Linked DNA regions of Homo sapiens: region 2 is linked to region 1. A link is a loop called in an ENCODE intact Hi-C map of the cell type or tissue named here. Cell type or tissue: chondrocyte. All regions are shown on one strand.

The links. Hi-C counts contacts between places; a loop is a spot of excess contacts. Peaks named below come from ENCODE experiments on the same cell type or tissue, not always from the same donor. Only the 100,000 strongest peaks of a DNase experiment are listed, where the experiment ranks them.
Region 2: it touches region 1 in a loop (3-fold over the local background); 5 of 110 quality-filtered maps call a loop at or near these places.

Annotation. Positions count from the first base shown.
Region 1 is chr10:124,996,570-125,004,569 of GRCh38, reverse strand. CTBP2 (C-terminal binding protein 2) reads left to right here. Exons shown (of 11, transcript NM_001329.4): 4 at 1,078-1,232; 5 at 1,466-1,610; 6 at 6,400-6,606. It overlaps LOC124902520 (a long non-coding RNA gene), which reads right to left and starts at 4,718. Exons shown (of 2, transcript XR_007062329.1): 1 at 4,119-4,718; 2 at 3,076-3,912. RefSeq lists enhancers at 852-1,392, 1,393-1,934, 3,729-4,229, 6,293-6,462. In chondrocyte, CTCF peaks have their summits at 1,120 (motif pointing left), 3,679 and 3,879 (motif pointing left); DNase peaks (open chromatin) are centred at 1,809, 4,939, 6,219, 6,609 and 12 weaker places.
Region 2 is chr10:125,625,728-125,633,727 of GRCh38, reverse strand. It overlaps a transcript of TEX36 not described here. Among named protein-coding and RNA genes, the nearest start is that of TEX36, 53 kb to the left of the region's middle. RefSeq lists a silencer at 3,654-3,948. In chondrocyte, a CTCF peak has its summit at 3,773 (motif pointing right); no DNase peak of the experiment used is centred here.

The DNA.
Region 1 (8,000 bases):
GAACTCAGGTAGTTGTTCTCTTGTGTCCAGGGTGTGGGTCTTGAAGATGTGAGGTTTGGGCAGATGGTCAGGAGGACCTACGAAATCCAAGGATGGATTTGAAGGGGGCAGTTTTTGTTGGAGAAAATGCTGCTTCTCTGTCTCTGAGGTCTTCGGAGCCTGCTGGGTTTGCTGCACAGAATAAAGAGAGAAAAGAGGCCCTGAGGCTCTCGCTGCATCCTGGGCGGGCCCCGCAGGGTGTCTGCCCTGTATGTGCACGGGGCGCAAGCATGCGCGTCTGTAGTGTGGCAGGTAAGGCCTTCCACCACCCTGCTGAACGTCTAGATGCAGCCGCGCTGGTCCAGATGAAGTTGCTAGAGAATTTGTACTTGGACTTGTGGGAAGGACCACTGGGGCCCTTCCTGGGGTCACCCCTGCCCCTCTGTCCTCACAGCTGTCCCTTCACCTTGTTGGCAGCACCAGGAAATCTGTCAGGATTAATATGATGGCTCTGGCCTGTCTAGAGAGCTGCTTGCTGTGTGGTCCTTTGAGAAGTTTGCTCTCCTGAGCCCCTAGAGGCCTCCTGCCCTCAGGCATACCTTCCCTGCCCCAGACCCGCCATTTCTCCTCACCCAGCGCAGGTGAGAGGGGCTGGAGGAGCCTGCCCAGGCCGCCTGTTTGTGCAGGGCCTGTCCAGGAAGTTCCTTTGGACGCACACGCCTTATCCCCTGTCATAGTGTGTGAGGGGCAGCTGGTGCCGGTGCAGGCAGGGAGGCACGCGGTGCAGGGACCCGTCCTGTGCTGGACTAGCCTGTGCTGGCCTCGGGGCCCCATGGTCCTGAGGCTCTCGGGACTATGGTCTGCTGGCAGGGAAGCAGCCGTGTGCGTCTCCAGCCAGAGCCGCAAGTGGATGGGAAGTGGCTCCTCTTCGTGTCAGTGGCTCCCTGGAAGGTGATGCAGGTGGAGGCGGTGCCCTCGCTGCTCCGCCACCCTCGCTTGCCCAAGCCCTGCCCTGAGTGATGAGTGGGGAGCTGCCCCTCCACGCACCCTGTGGCCCCAGCCACCCACCCACTGTGCTCACCCCTTCCCTCCTGGCAGGTATCCGCCCCCAGATCATGAACGGCCCCCTGCACCCCCGCCCCCTGGTGGCGCTGCTGGACGGCCGCGACTGCACTGTGGAGATGCCCATCCTGAAGGACCTGGCCACTGTGGCCTTCTGTGACGCGCAGTCGACGCAGGAAATCCACGAGAAGGTGGGCCCACCCTGCCCGGCCGGGGCCTGCACTGACCTTGGGCAGTTTCCTCCCCAGCATCCCCCCATTAGATCGCCCCAAGTCACCGGCAGGCCCCAGAACCCCTGTTCCCTGCTTTCCTGCTGAACTCCTCTGCCTCAGGTTCAAGGGTGATAGGGCCAGGGGGCCAGGCCAAGTGGTGCCGGTGGGCTGCACGGGGTGGGGCTCCGACCCTGTGCTCTGTTCCCACGCAGGTTCTAAACGAAGCCGTGGGCGCCATGATGTACCACACCATCACCCTCACCAGGGAGGACCTGGAGAAGTTCAAGGCCCTGAGAGTGATCGTGCGGATAGGCAGTGGCTATGACAACGTGGACATCAAGGCTGCCGGCGAGCTCGGTGAGTGCGAGGCAGCGCTGGCTGCCTGGAGTTGTCCGGAGCTCTGTGGGCCCTGCTCGGGTGGGCTTGGAGAAGCAGCTGGAACTGGGACCACGGAGCAGCCGCTTCTGGCTGTAGCAAGGTGGCTGCCTCCAGGCCGGGCTGTGGAGCACCTTGCGGCCCTGCCTTCACATGACACAGGTAGGATAGTCCCTGCTGGCCCTTGTGTGGGGTCTGCGGGGCTGTGAGGCATCTCTGCCCTCAGAGCAACACCCAGCTGGCACAGGCTCAATTTGGAGACACCCAGTGCCGCCTCCAGAGGGGAGAATGCGACTGGCCACATGTCCTCTAAACCACCCCTGCTGGGTGCGTCCCCTAAATGACCCCTGCCGTGTGTGTCCCCTAAACTGCCCCTGCCGTGTGCACAGCTCTAGGCCCCTGTCCACATGGGAACCTGGGCCTCCCGTTCTGGGAGGGCAGCCTTAGCAGCATGTGGTCCAGGTCAGCACCAAAGCAGGTGGGCCCCTGCCCAACACAGTTGATGACAGAGGCTTCCGAAGAAAAGCAGAGGCAGCAGGCGGGAACCCAGAGTTGGGGGCTTCAAAGCTGCTTATCGGCCCCATGCACTTGCGGCTGGGGGTGCATGTTGAGGGGGGCCTCTGCCCAGCACCCCGTGTGAGCTCGTGAGTGCTGAGTGCAGAGGCACAAGAAGCAGACCGCTGGCATCGAGCGTCCTCGGGAGAGGGCCAGGTGGGCACTGTGCTTGCTCTGTGTTTGGAACACGCCACCCCTGCATTTTGGGGGTGGGGGCTGTACTCTGCCTTACGAGTGCTGAGGTGCCCCAAATTCATGAGGCACCATGAATTCCAAGGCAGCAGCCTGGCCTTGGAACAGCTCTTCCTGTGCTCCAGGAATAGCCCAGGCGCTATTTCCCCACCTCTCTCCCATCGGCTAAGGCCCCAGTGGGCCCCGGTGCTTCCGGGACGGGCTGGGTGTCAGATGGGCTCTGTGTGTGAGCGGAGTGTTACATACATCTGAGAATCCTGCTCTCGGGCACCACCGGCCACGTTTTCAGGGAGGCCACCCCCATGGGCTCCAGCTGTCTCTCCACAGCCTTAGCCTGGGGCATGGAGTGTATGGGTCAGAATCTTAGTTGAATCCTTCACGGCCAGTCGGGGCAGCACCCAGGTACCGGAAGCACTGGGTGGGTCTTGGTGTCAGGAGCAGGGCTGGGGAGCCGGGCGAGCAGGGAGCTGCCCGTACACTCACAGGGGTCAGGACGCAGTGGGGTGGGGCTGCCCCACGGGCAAATCCCAAAGCAAAAGGCCAGGGAAGGAGAGAGAGTCACTCAGATTCCACACCCCTTAGGGTCCTGGAAGCAGCAGCTTCACACATCCACCCCTCACCCTCCCCACACCCCTCACTTGCTACCAGCCACGGCGTCCTTCCGAGCCCCTCTGTTGGAACAAAGACACTCCAGAAGATGTGAGTCTTCAAAGGCGTGTTTAATATAAACTAAAATTTTCCATCTTTCCCTGGCACAAACAAGGATATTTTTGTTTGAAAACAAATGTCCTTTGTGCTCTGGGTAGAGCTGAAATCCCAAGTTTCAACAGCAGAGGAGAATACAGCTTCATGTGCCAGGGGCTCTCAAATCCTTGTCCCCCGCACCTCTTGCTTCTCCAGCACGTCGGCCCCTCACCACACAGCTCCCAGGCCCATACGGGTGCTGACCCTGCCCTTCCTCGGCTGGACCAGACGCTGCTTTCCAGGGAGAGAGGGGAGGTCCTTGCCTGTGGAACTTCCTATTTCTCCATTTCTAGAAGTGCCCCGCACAGGCAGTGGGGCCAGAAAGGCACCAAGGCCTCAATGACAGGGGGCCTGGGAGGGCCGAGATGGGAGGTTGTGTTCCCTGAGTTCTGAGACCCACAGAAGACGACCAGGACCAGGGACTGCGGTTTTGGAAAATGTAGAAGGGCTGTGAGTGGTGGATTTTCATTGATCCTGGTCCCATCTGATAAGGGCGCTTGGAAGACATCTGCGGGGCCCTTTTAAAGGGCACTTTTCGAATGTAGACTCTGGAGGCGGAAAATGAGCCTCTGTCCAGACGTCCTTTGTCTCCGAATGCATATTCCCCACATCATGCGGTCAACGGGCCTTTTGTGCTGAGGGCTGGGAGCGGCAGGTGGCTGCAGGCAGGCCCTCTCCTGATGAAAGAGGGTCCCTCGCAGGCCCAGAAAACAAGGCCCTCCATGTTGCACGAGGCAGCACACTAGGCCTCTGGTGACACCTTCTGGGATCGCAAGGCTCTGAGCTGTCAGCCCTGGAATGACAGGCGAGAGTCAGCGCTTCACGGCAAGAGCAGGGCAAGGCTTGAGGAAGCTGCTCACCTGCACTTCTCCCCACGAGCCGGGAAGACCTCGAGAGGGCCCTACACCCCTCCCCACCCCCGCCGCCTCTAGCAAGCTGGTTTATGTGGTTTCCTTGCCAGCGGCAGTCATGAAGGGATTAAAGCACGATGGCACTGACCGTGAGAGAAAAGCAGCTTGCCTCTTTGGGGCCGTTTTCCAGGCTCCGTGGATGCTGGGAGGCCCAGCCTGCGAGTATCAGAGCCACCCATCGTGTGGCACTTGAAGGATCAGCTTGACTCATCCAGAAGGGAGGCTGCATCCACAGAGCGATAGAGGACAGCTAAGAAGATGCTCCCTCCGAGAGAGCGGTGAGGGTTATGGAGGTTCCTGGCAGTGGCGCCGCCGCGGTCTGGGTGGGAAGGTTCTGCCATCCCAGGCAGTGGCTGCAGCTCTTCCTCCTGCACCATCTCCCCGTCCTGGGACTCTGCACTCCGGTGAGCAGTGGAACCACGGAGCTGAATGTCCAAGTTCGGTGAGAAGACTGACCAGATGTCCTGCCTCAACCTGCCTTTTTGTGCCACCCACCCACCCGGGTGCCTTTACACACGTGGCCTTGTGGGGTCTCCCAGCCAGCATCAGCTCATCTCCTAGGAGGAGGTGCTGCTGTTGACGCCAGGCAGCACTGCCGAGCCAGCCCCGGCAGCAGCACGGAGCCAGCGTCCTTGAGGGTGATTCTGCTGCGGGGCCTCCCTGCTGGGCTTTAGCCTGCCCGAGGAATGAAAATTGTCCCAGCCGCCAAAGATTTTCTTGAACCTCTGGCATCAGCCTCAGTCTGTCTGACTTAATAATAACATGGCATGTGATCAAGCCCCAGCTTCTCTGCTGAGCTATTTCAAATGAATGAGGCCAGTTTCCTGCAAGATTCCTGGCATCCAGCTCGTGGGAAAGTTGGTCGGCCTCAGTCACCGTCAACCACACTGGTCCCTTGGCAGGGGTCGGTGGCCCAGAGGAGCCCTCAGTGGCCACGTTGGGTGGGTGGGTGACCTGCTCACAGTGGCTTCACCTTCTCTGAGCTGTGTGTCTTGCTAAGCGGGTCACTCTCAAGGCCCTAGACCTAGGGGTGGCCCTTGTGGGGAGACAGCCACGCAGCCATCTAGAAAGTGGGTTTGTGGCACCCACTGGTCTTGTTTCCTGTCCAGTAGAGCCGAAGAAGCTGCCTTGGTGATTGCCGTCCCCACCCCAATCTGTCCCCACCCCAATCTTCAGGACTTAAGATAGAGGAATCCTGGGCTGCCTTAAAGGTGGCCCTGTCCCAGTGCCTTGGGCACCCCTTGCTGGGAGAGACACTCTCCTAAGGGTCCCAAAGCTGGGATTAGGAGGGAACCATTTCACTTGGGCTGACGTGATGCCCAGATAGCCACACCCCTCCTCAGAGAGCTCAACTGGGAGCCACAGGCTGGCTGCTGAGCCCACCCTCTGGGGCCCCGCCCCTGGCTCGGCCCCTCTGGTCTCTGCTGCAAGCAGGCCTCTGGATCTCCACCTGTCGGGTGTAGGGAGGGGCCGTTCCCAGCCTGGCCCTCTGCCTACTTGCACCCCTGTTGTATCTGGCAGTCATTCATTCTTCCCCAGACACCCTCTGGCTGAGGAGGGTAAATGGCAGGGCCCTTTCTGCCTATGACTTGGGTTAACTCTCCATGCCACAGCTGCTTTGTGCTGGGAGATACTTGACCCTGGTCTCTGCAGCTCGTGTGGGGCCAGAGGGCTCACCCCAAGCCACCCTCGGCCCTGACCTGAAGGCTGCTCCACGGGGCAGGGAGGGCATCCTGTCTGCTCTGAGTTCTTCCCAGCAGAGCAGGGTGCTGAGCACATGACCACAGGGCGATTGTGCACACGCTTCGGCCATCGGTTCCGTTCCCGGGGCCAGCCCTTGCATCCGTGTGGGGGTGGAGGTGTTTTTTTAAAACCAGTATGTTTAAAACGTATGTTTTTTGCATCAAACTGTTAGCATAGCTTAAAACCAAAAGCCATTCTTTGTCACCCTGCCAGCTCCATGAGGGAGACCCTGAGGGGTTTGAGGCTGAGTGGGGTCCACTTGGAGGAGTCTGGTCTGAGGCCCACTGGCTTCCTGCCACTCCGGGTCCTTTCTTGGGACTCAGTGCAAGCCCAGGAGGAAGCCAGTCAGGCCCAAAATCAGCCATAGGAGTTGGGTTGGTCATGAGCCACGTCCTGGAGCAAAAGTCCTCCTTGGGAGGGAGGGGTAGATGTTGGGGCTAGAGCTTCCCATGCATCAGAGCCAGAGGGCCTACCGCCCACGTGCCCAGCCCCGCGTCTGCTAGACGATAAGGTGGGCCTCCCCCGGTGCCAACAACCGAGTCTCAGGAGGGCGGGCTGGGAGCCCTGGGGCTTCCCCACTGATCTTGAGGTTTTCTCATCTCCGGCCTTGGCCTCATCCCTTTCAGGAATTGCCGTGTGCAACATCCCGTCTGCAGCCGTGGAAGAGACAGCGGACTCTACCATCTGCCACATCCTCAACCTGTACCGGAGGAACACGTGGCTGTACCAGGCACTGCGGGAAGGCACGCGGGTTCAGAGCGTGGAGCAGATCCGCGAGGTGGCCTCGGGAGCGGCCCGCATCCGTGGGGAGACGCTGGGCCTCATTGGCTTTGGTACGTGCCACCCTCTGCGCTGACCCCCAACCCCTCCGACACTGGGGCTGGTGTAGTGGGGACCCCTCGGGAAAGGCAACCCCAGCCTGCTCTTGAGGAGCCAGGGCAGGCAGGGCCAGCACCCTCCCCGTGTTGCACGGGGTAGGAGATCGGAGTCAAGACCCATCAGGCAACTCACCCTAGAGGCAGGATCTGGGCTGGTTCTGGAAGAATGCGTGTCCACTGCTGTCTGTAGTGTCTGGCAGGACAGCATTCTTTGCTGTGGGGCAGCGGGCAAGGCGCTGTGCCCAGTAAATTTCCCTGGGCAGGGGTGAAGGGCAGGGGCTGTATGGAGGTGTGTCGTAAAGCAGCAGCCAGGCTTGGGGCTCGTGTAGGGGCTGGCGTAGGGTTCAGTGGAGACGCGGGTTATGGACATGGCCTCACTCCTGAAGGCCTTCAAATGCCAGGTTGGGGTGGCACAGTCAGGCCATCAGCTTGGAAAGCTCTCCTGAGAGAGGGGCAGGAAAAGGAGACGTGAGGAGAGGCCCAGGAGGGTCTTCAGCAGGGTGGTAGGGGCCGGTGCCACGGAGAAGGTGATGGTAAGCAGCCTGATTCCATGGGGGCTCGAGGAGGTCCCCACCCTGCTCACCATCAGGGTCCACACCACACCCAGGAGACCTCGGCCCATTGCCACTGAATCTCAACCCCACCGCTTACCAGCTCTGTGGCCTTGTGGGAATTACCTGAGCTTTTTGCCTCAATTTCCCAATCTGTAAGTAGATATTTGGTGGGATACGTGGTATCTGCCTTTTGGGACTCCAAGAAGGCGCATGTGCACACGGGGCCAGTAATGTTCTGGCCTCCGGGAGACTCCCAGCTGCTGCTCAGCCCTTGCTTGGAGCTCCGCGCCTCCGAGGACGAAGCCCCCGTGCTCCTCTCCCCACAAGCCCCGCTCTGGACCTGGGGTGCCACTTGAACAAGAGAGAAGTTGCTGGACGCTTCCAGGAGTGCACACCTTTCTGTCCCCGCTACAGGCTGTGATCTCCTGGGTCTGGCCTCGCCCGACGCCTGGAGTCTGAGTTGAAGTGTCGGGTGCTGGGGATCTTCTGAAAGGACCCACCGTGTTTTGACTTTGTTGGAAAACAGATGTGGTGTGTGAACACCAGGCTCCCTCTGTCCGGGCCCCACTGGGCCTCATGGCTCGGAGATGCAGCTTCATCTCCATCTCTGAAGCCCCTCCTGGGGCCTCGGTGGTCTCTGGCCAGGCTGCAGAGCCTGGGGGTGGTCATGAGCACCCTGGGTACACGGTGGGGCCTCACTGGGGAGGTGCTTGTTTCAGGGGCTTCTGACTCCAGCCGTCACGGGACTTCTTCCTGGGGTCGTTCCTGTAGCTGTGCCCTTGTCATTCAACTTTA
Region 2 (8,000 bases), 630 kb before region 1:
GTCTTTTCCAAACATCATGTGAGCAGCACCTCGTATCAAATTTCATTGCTCATAAAAAAGAATCAGATAATGTTCAGTGGGAAAAAAGCAGGATACGAGGTACATGGTGTTTGCAACTAAAAAGCCGTCTGCTTATGGGGAGGGACTGGAAGTGCACAATCGCTATCAGAACCTTTGTGTTGGGGCAGGATTTGGGGAAATCGTTTTCCCTCTGTTTTCTACATTTTCTCCTGCTATATAGGTTTTACAATGGAATGTTTTTAAAAAATCGATTGGTAAAACAATTAGCTAATTATTTAGCAGATGCCATTACCCAGAACTGAGAGCATTACAGGAGGTGTCCAATGTCAAGCAAATCAGCTGTAGCCCAAGAAATTCAACCAAATATCAGCAGACTGGGTTTCTTAGCTTTCATCTAGAGAGATGTTGATCCCTACGGATTTCCAAAGTTGCCACCATTAACAAAAAATCATCTCTCATCAGGTCTTTCCACCTATTGAATTCTTTCAGGTAATTAACCGTCTTTAGGGAATTTTCCCTCTGGAGAGACAAAGTGGAAAGATGAGGCAATGAAGTGAAGTATGCATATAATTTTTTTTTTTTTGAGACAGGGTCTCATTCTGTCACCCAGATTGGAGTGCAGTGGCACAATCTCGGCTGACCGCAACCTCTACCTTCCAAGCTAAAGCAATTCTCCTGCCTCAGACTCCGGAGTAGCTGGGATTACAGGCGTATGACACTACGGCCCAGCTAATTTTTGTATTTTCAGTAGAGACGGGGTTTCATATATTGGCCAGGCTGGTCTTGAATTCCTGACCTCAAATGATCCACCTGCCTTGGCCTCCCAAAATGCTGGGATTACAGGGGAACCACACCTGGCCAGTGTGCATGTAATTCTGATCTTTGGTAAGAAAATGGCTCAAGAGACATGAGCTGGCTTATTCACCTGGCTGTCCATTGGGAGGGGATCCTGCAGAAAAGCGGACGGAACTAGTTTTGGCCCACCCCAGCCCATACTGCCAGGTGGAACAGGGACTGTAGCTGAGCAGCTCGTGCAGCTGGTGACAGATACACCAGCTGGGCTTGTTCTCCCGCTCTTTCCTTTCTCTTATTTCCCATCACTTTTACCAGCTTCTCTTCTAGGCATTCCTCAAAAGGTGGTCCTCAGAGTTACACTCTGGGCCCTCTTCCCTCCCTTAGCTTCTCTTCCTGAACGCATTTTGTGGGCCAGTCCCTTATGTAGAGAGCCGTTTATCCAGCTAAGTCTACTGAACCTTCCAAGGTGCCAGGCCCTGTACTAGGCACAGGAGATGCGGGACAAAGAAGGAGAGTCTCTTCCCTTAGGACTGTGCATCTTAGTGGGTAGAAGACACACAGACAAGCCAAGAGGATTTCACCAGATAAATATCCCAAGGCAGAACCAGGGTTGGTTTCTGCTGGACTTGCTCCCTGGACGTCTCACGAGCACATCAACTCAGCCAGTCCAAATGTGAGTGCCACCTCTCCCCCAGACCACTCTTCTCCTCGTCAGAGTCCACATTCTGTCTGCTTGAAGACACTGCCATCTATGTAGTCACCAAAGCCCCAAGCCTGGGAGTCCTCATAGATGCCCCTTGCCCACACCCTGCCATTCAGCCTGAGGACAGTCTCTTTCGTCATTTCCTTCTTCCCACTCCCACACACACTGCCCCAGATCCCCCTCACTTCCAGCTTTCTGCTGCCATCTTCTGTCCTATCCTCTTGCTCCTCCACACGCCACCACACGGAGGGCTTCTCCTAAAATACACACCTGATTGCTTGGTGTTCCTGCTTAAAAGACCATGCCAGGCTCCCCACCAGTGGACCAAGTTCGTCCTCCCTGCATGGCCCCTGACCACTCTGTACCAGCCTCTGCAAGTGGCCTCACTTGCTTCCAAATACTCACTTTCTGTGTCAGCAACCAGGGCACCAGGCACCTGCCACTTCCCACACATATAGCACGCGTTGACATCGCTGGGCCTTGGCCATGCTGTTCTCTGTACCTAGAATGCTTCTCCCCCTACCCACCAGAAGGGAGGACCTAGAAAAAAATCCTGTTCACCTGTCATTCAAGACCCAGGTGCAATCCATCTTCTCTGGATCCTCACACATCCCAACGCTGCCCCTGGTCACTCCATTTTATTAAATCCCTCCAAACCCAAGGAGAATGAGTTGCATCCTCCTCTGGCTTCTATAGTTGATCATTCCTGCCTCTAAGAGAACACATTCAGAAAATGCGCTTTTCTCTCATTCCGGCGATGACACAGAATGTTCAAGATCAGGACAGGGCTCTCCTCCGTCATACAGCCGAGGCCCACCCCGAAGGTGTGTGGCTACACAGAGGGCTTCTGAAATAGCTCATGATTAGTGACCACAATGTCAGCAGCTGGTGTTCCTAAATACCCGCTATTTTTTAGGAGTCAAAATACTCATTTAAAAAAATCTGAATTAAGACTTGAGATGTACTCAGATAATTATAGGCAGCAGTCAATGTTCTGATCAAATGCAGTTGTAGTCATTGGAGAAAGCACTCTGACCATACCTTTCCTGCCTAATAAAATCCTTTCAGCATGCCTGATTTGCTGCTTCAGTGTCTGTTTCCAGGGTTACTGGTGAGATTGAAGATTTTTCAAAAATGTTTATTAGTCATTCGTATTTCTCCCAGAAGTCCTTGATGGGACTTTCTTAAAAAGCAGGCAGAAGTGGGGATGGGGAAGAGAACCTGAGACAGGAGCATAGGGAGAAGTCCCATTCCCACCCTTCCCTGGAGCCTGACCCCCTCCTGCCCATCTGTGCTACAGCCCCGCCTCTGGCCTCCCTTTTTAACTCCAGAGCTACATCCTGGAAGACTGGGTCTCTTCCCTTGGGTAATTTCCTCTCTCAGGACTTCTCCCCTTGATCATCTTCCTGGAGACATTCCAGTGGAAGTGGGAAGGGGAGGGGACGTCAACCCTCCACACTGGCTCGCAGTTGGATGGAGAGTGCATTAGGACCGGGTGCCATCCCCCTAACAGACACTAGTTTCCCATCGACATGCATGGCAGTCAGCCTTCCAGATGCCCGAATAACTCGCATTTCCCCGTATTCATGTCCTTAGGCAGTCCCCTCCCATACTAAATAAGAACTGGCCCTTTGTGTCCAGTAGAATATGGCAGAGGTGACCATGTCTAATTCCTGAGGCTGCATCATAAAAACGAATAGAGCTTTTGCCTAGTATTCTCTCTCTCAGAACATTCATCCTTGCAACACAGCCACTGTGCTCTAAAGAAGCCCAGACTAGCCCACATGAACAGCCCACACGCACTGAGAAAAACCGAGGCTCCCACCTATAGTCAGTCTCATCCACCACTGGAGTAAACAAGCCTTCAAGTGTATCCAGCCCCCAGACTTTGAGCCTCCTTCCTGAGACCCCAGATAATCCATCCCCTGTCTGAATTCCTGACTCGGAGAATGGACATTTTACACCATGAAGTTCTGGGGTAACTTGTTATGCACCCCTAGTAGCTGAAACAAAATAAATAATAAAATGCCAATAAAATAATTTCATTCCATTATAGCTGTCATTAAATATGAGCACATTGAGATTTTTAATGCCTAGCAGAGGAGGCGTCTAGAAAACACTTGTTGTAAAGAATCAGAACTATTTGAGGACTAGGCCCTATGGCTTGGCTTATAGACAGCCACTTGGAATATTGTATGTCTTCTGGTCTTAAAAATGCATAGTATGTGATCATACAGATGCATACCACAAGAGGGCAGGTGTACATACTGGAATAGGGCCTCTCAGACCTAACCCTGGTATCTCACAGTGACTTAAAAAAAATTTCATCCAAAGGGCAGGTGTACTTACTGGAATAGGGCCTTGCGGACCTAACCCTAGTCTCTCACAGTGACTTAAAAAAAAATTCACTGATGATTTTCTTTCATATTGATCATGGTGATGGATAGACTTCGGTTTTGAAGAAGTGAATCTACATTTCAAAACCCAGCCAGCTGGGAAGGCCTTCATCCCTAACAGTTAATTTAACAATGCCATATTTGTATTTATTATAAAATATATTCTTGTCATGAAAACACCTATAATTTAATTACTAAGAAAAATAGAGCTGCTATTTTTAAATGTCAGTGGGATAAACATTTCCTGACTTTATATCACCGAATGAATGCAGATGTGCTATTTACTCAATCTCATTTATTTCATAATTGGATTAAATAATGCTTCATTATTTTATAATGAACAAAGTAATATGTGATTTTGAAAAAAGAAGCAATTACACTGATTTTTCTTTCACCTCAGAACCTCCCCCCATGCATTCTGACATTAAAATGAAGTAATTCGTTGGGTAAATTTGAAGTCGCCTCAATTTCTTCAAGAAAGATGAGGAAACAGGTTTCTCAGAACATGGGTTTTTTCTGATTACAAATTGTTTTTTCAAAATATCTCATATGAACTTCAGATCGTCTCTATCACAGGGTGCTCCTTGCACACCACACAGTCAGTCCTTTTTTTGTGAGTGACCAGTGCTGGTCTCTGCAGCCCAGCTTAATTGCAGTTATGATGTAGATCAGGCTGAAATATCAGACTCTGACTGATGGCTTACTTGCAATTTGCCCTGCACAAATTCCGAACTACAGAGAGGCCATGGAGCTCCCAGGCTGGGTGTAAGTCATATGACTGGGCAATGAAATAGCTTTTCTTAACCTCAGCTTTCTCGCCTGTCAAATGGAGCTCACACTTCTATTTTCCTCAAGAGGATGTTGTGAGGAATAGATAAGGTAGTGGATATAAAGCATGAAACTCCATGCCCGGCACATGCGTCATCAGTCCTCAGTAACTCTTCTGTCCCCCCTACCACAGCCACAAGTCTCCCTGTGATCATGCATCACCTGGGATGTCTGTGACAATGTCTGGGATGCAGCAGGCACTCCCTAGACAGTTAACTACTCTTACTTTTTATCCCCCAGCTTTTCGCTCTATAAAAATCTTTAGAATAATGATTCTGAAAACAGAGATGGTAGATGAACACTGCATCTTCTTTACCAGCTGCATACTCATGCACGATCTCAAGAAGCACTTCTAAAAGATTCCTCCAAAACGATGCTCCATTCCACACTTCCTTCCTGTGTCCGGAAATCTAATTATCATCATCGGGAGAGAAAAATCAAGACAAAGGAAGCCTTTCCTGGTCAGTGTTATTAGAGACTGATATGCTCATCTATTCCAAAAGAAAGCAACTTCTAAAAAGCAGCTTCTTTTCTTTTCCATTCTCCTCTCTGAAGGTTCACTGCAATATGATTCCAGGAAGACTTTGCACAGCAGCCACAAACCCACACCAGAGGCCACAATAACAAATAAGATATAGTGGGACATTAACTATGCTTCCATATTCAGGGTGCTGAGGTGGAAATCATTTTCGACAGAACATGCGCTGCTTTGCAGCCTGTTAGCATTAAGTGGGCACAGCTAATGCAGTGACTCCAGATGGAATCCTTTAAAGCTTTGCTCCCTTCCACGACAAGCACACAAAGCCAGATGTTTTCATAGGACAGAATTCTACAACACCACACTTGCATTTTTTTCCTTCAGGTGCCAAATGCTTCTTATCATTACATGGTCTCAAATACATTTTATTAATAGTTTTTTTAAGGCACCAATAAATTGCATAATTTTTAACCAGTGAGTGTAGGCATACTAAATTTGGACAGGCAGTAAATTGTGACTCTGGTCTTACAGTCACTTCAGTTAGCCTGGACAAGTCTCTTAATCTCTCATTTGGATAATCTTTGAAGAGTCTCCTGTGGCTTTGATATTCTAGGTGTTACCGCCTGGCACCTTCTCAAATCCACCAGTGAGACTGACACCCTCCTCTGGGCTCTGCAGTGCCCTGTGCTGGCGTCTGCAGCTCCCAGAGCTCTGTTTTATCCCTTGGTGTCCCAAGGACTCACGCAGACCTGGATGTTTCTCAAGGATAAAACAGGAATGGTGTCCCCTGGAGTTGTACAATGCGATGGCATTATTTATTTGTATATTTGTTGAACAAAATATTAATTGAACAAAAGACAATACATTATGCCATAGTTCTGATTCAAAATATTTGTTTCACTCTTTTTATTAAAATTAAGATAAAAAAGATCAGGATTGTTTTAGAATAATGTAAAATGCAATGCTTAAATAGAAAATGACGTTTTAAATTAAAGACATGCTTTCAAGAACTTAAGTTAATAGATTTTTTTTTCTGAATGACTTTAAGCATGACTTAAATATTCTAACAGGCCAATGGTTTATTGATCAGAAAAACTTAGGCATTAAATTACTGGCTGAATACTGCCCTAGGAATCCCATTTGTCTTTAGATTATAGGGTGATTAATTTGATAAATAGCCAAGATATATTTTCATCTCTGTAACATCTAAAAGCATAATCTAATGCTCATTGTTCTTCTATCCAGATATGTTCTGAAGTAGTGTGTCTGACAGCACAATTAAGCATTTAAATATTTCACAAGTGTCAATATGCCCCAAAATCAGATTAGTGAAAACATCTCACTTACATGTATTTAAAAAATCTTTTTCTCTCAAGGTTCTTCTCCTACGGGAGATACAACACTTAGCAAATCCTGTTGACTCTGGAAAGTGGCAAAGAAGGATTTAAATTAATCCAGTGCTTGAGGTGGGACCTGGGGCAGCTTTCCAAGATCCTGTTATTCTTTCATTTGCAATCCCACCAGCCCCCTCCGGAAACTCCCTCCTTCCCTTTTCAGTCTCCTCTCTTCCATTTCCCAGGCCCCAGTGGGAAGGAGCCTCCAGGAGGTCGTGCTGGAGGGAAGTGCAAGGCCATTAGACGTCTCTGACTTCCTGCCATCCCGGGTTAGACCAATAGAAACCTCTGAGTAGCTTGGTTTGTGTGCAGGTTTCTTGCACTGCTGGGATGACTGTAGTGTTCGGTGTTGGATTTAGTGCTCTCCTGGATCCCATTGCTTCCAGCTGCTGGTTCCGAGTTCCCACCTCCCCAGAAAGCCCTCCCTGATTGCCCTCCTTCTCCCCACTTCATGGCCTCTGTGTCTGCTCCATCATGGCTTTAATGCCTGGGAGAATTCTCTGGTTTGACATCAGCCTTGTGCAGTTGACTGTGAGCTCTCCAGGGGAAGGAAAGGTCTTTTTCTTCATTATATCTTCACTTCTGTGTGGAGCAAGCATTCACGATGTCTGTTGGATGAGGAGTAAATGAATGAATGCACAGACAAAGAAAGGAAATGAGATAACATGCATGAAAGTGCTCTGTAAACAGCACAGCACCACAGCAGGCACATGAGCGTTAATGACTATTCTGTCAACATTGGCCAGTCCTGATGCCAGGCCCAGGATATAGGGGGCACTCAGCACCCTCTGTGGAAAGTGAAGGCAGGAAGGCTGAATGGGGAGCCGACTGTTGCAGGTTGGGTCCCCAGCAAGCCGAGTCTGAGGTGGAGTTCAGTGTGCAGGTTGTTTACCAGGGAGGGCTCGTGGGACCGAACTTGTAGAAGGGAGGAGGAGGGAGCAGGACTGGGCAGCGGCAGAAAAGTGGCTTCTTGGCTGACCCCAGGGGTGCTCTGAGCTAGAATGGCCCTTCAGAGTTGTCCTGAGTTGGGCTAAGATGGCCTGACCTTTATCACCTGCACTGGTCTGTAACCTTGGGTGAGGTCGTTCTCTGCAGCCGTGGTCCCTGAAGGTGTCTACGAGAGCAGGTGATGGGTAATGCCTCCTTCATGGCAGGGGGCGGTCTGGGCGGCACACCTCGGTGTCCACTATACCAACTCCGACAGAACCCATGACCAGAGGGAGCGTGCTCAGAGTTGAGGAAATCCTTCACCTGTAGCAGCGGTGGCATCGCTTGGAGAAACATAGCCCGGTAGATACACAGAAAGTATTTGCCACGAAAGTGGCTCTGCACTGGGTCAGGTGCCAAGACTGAAGAGTCCAGGGCTGCGCCTCTGGGGTGTTGGC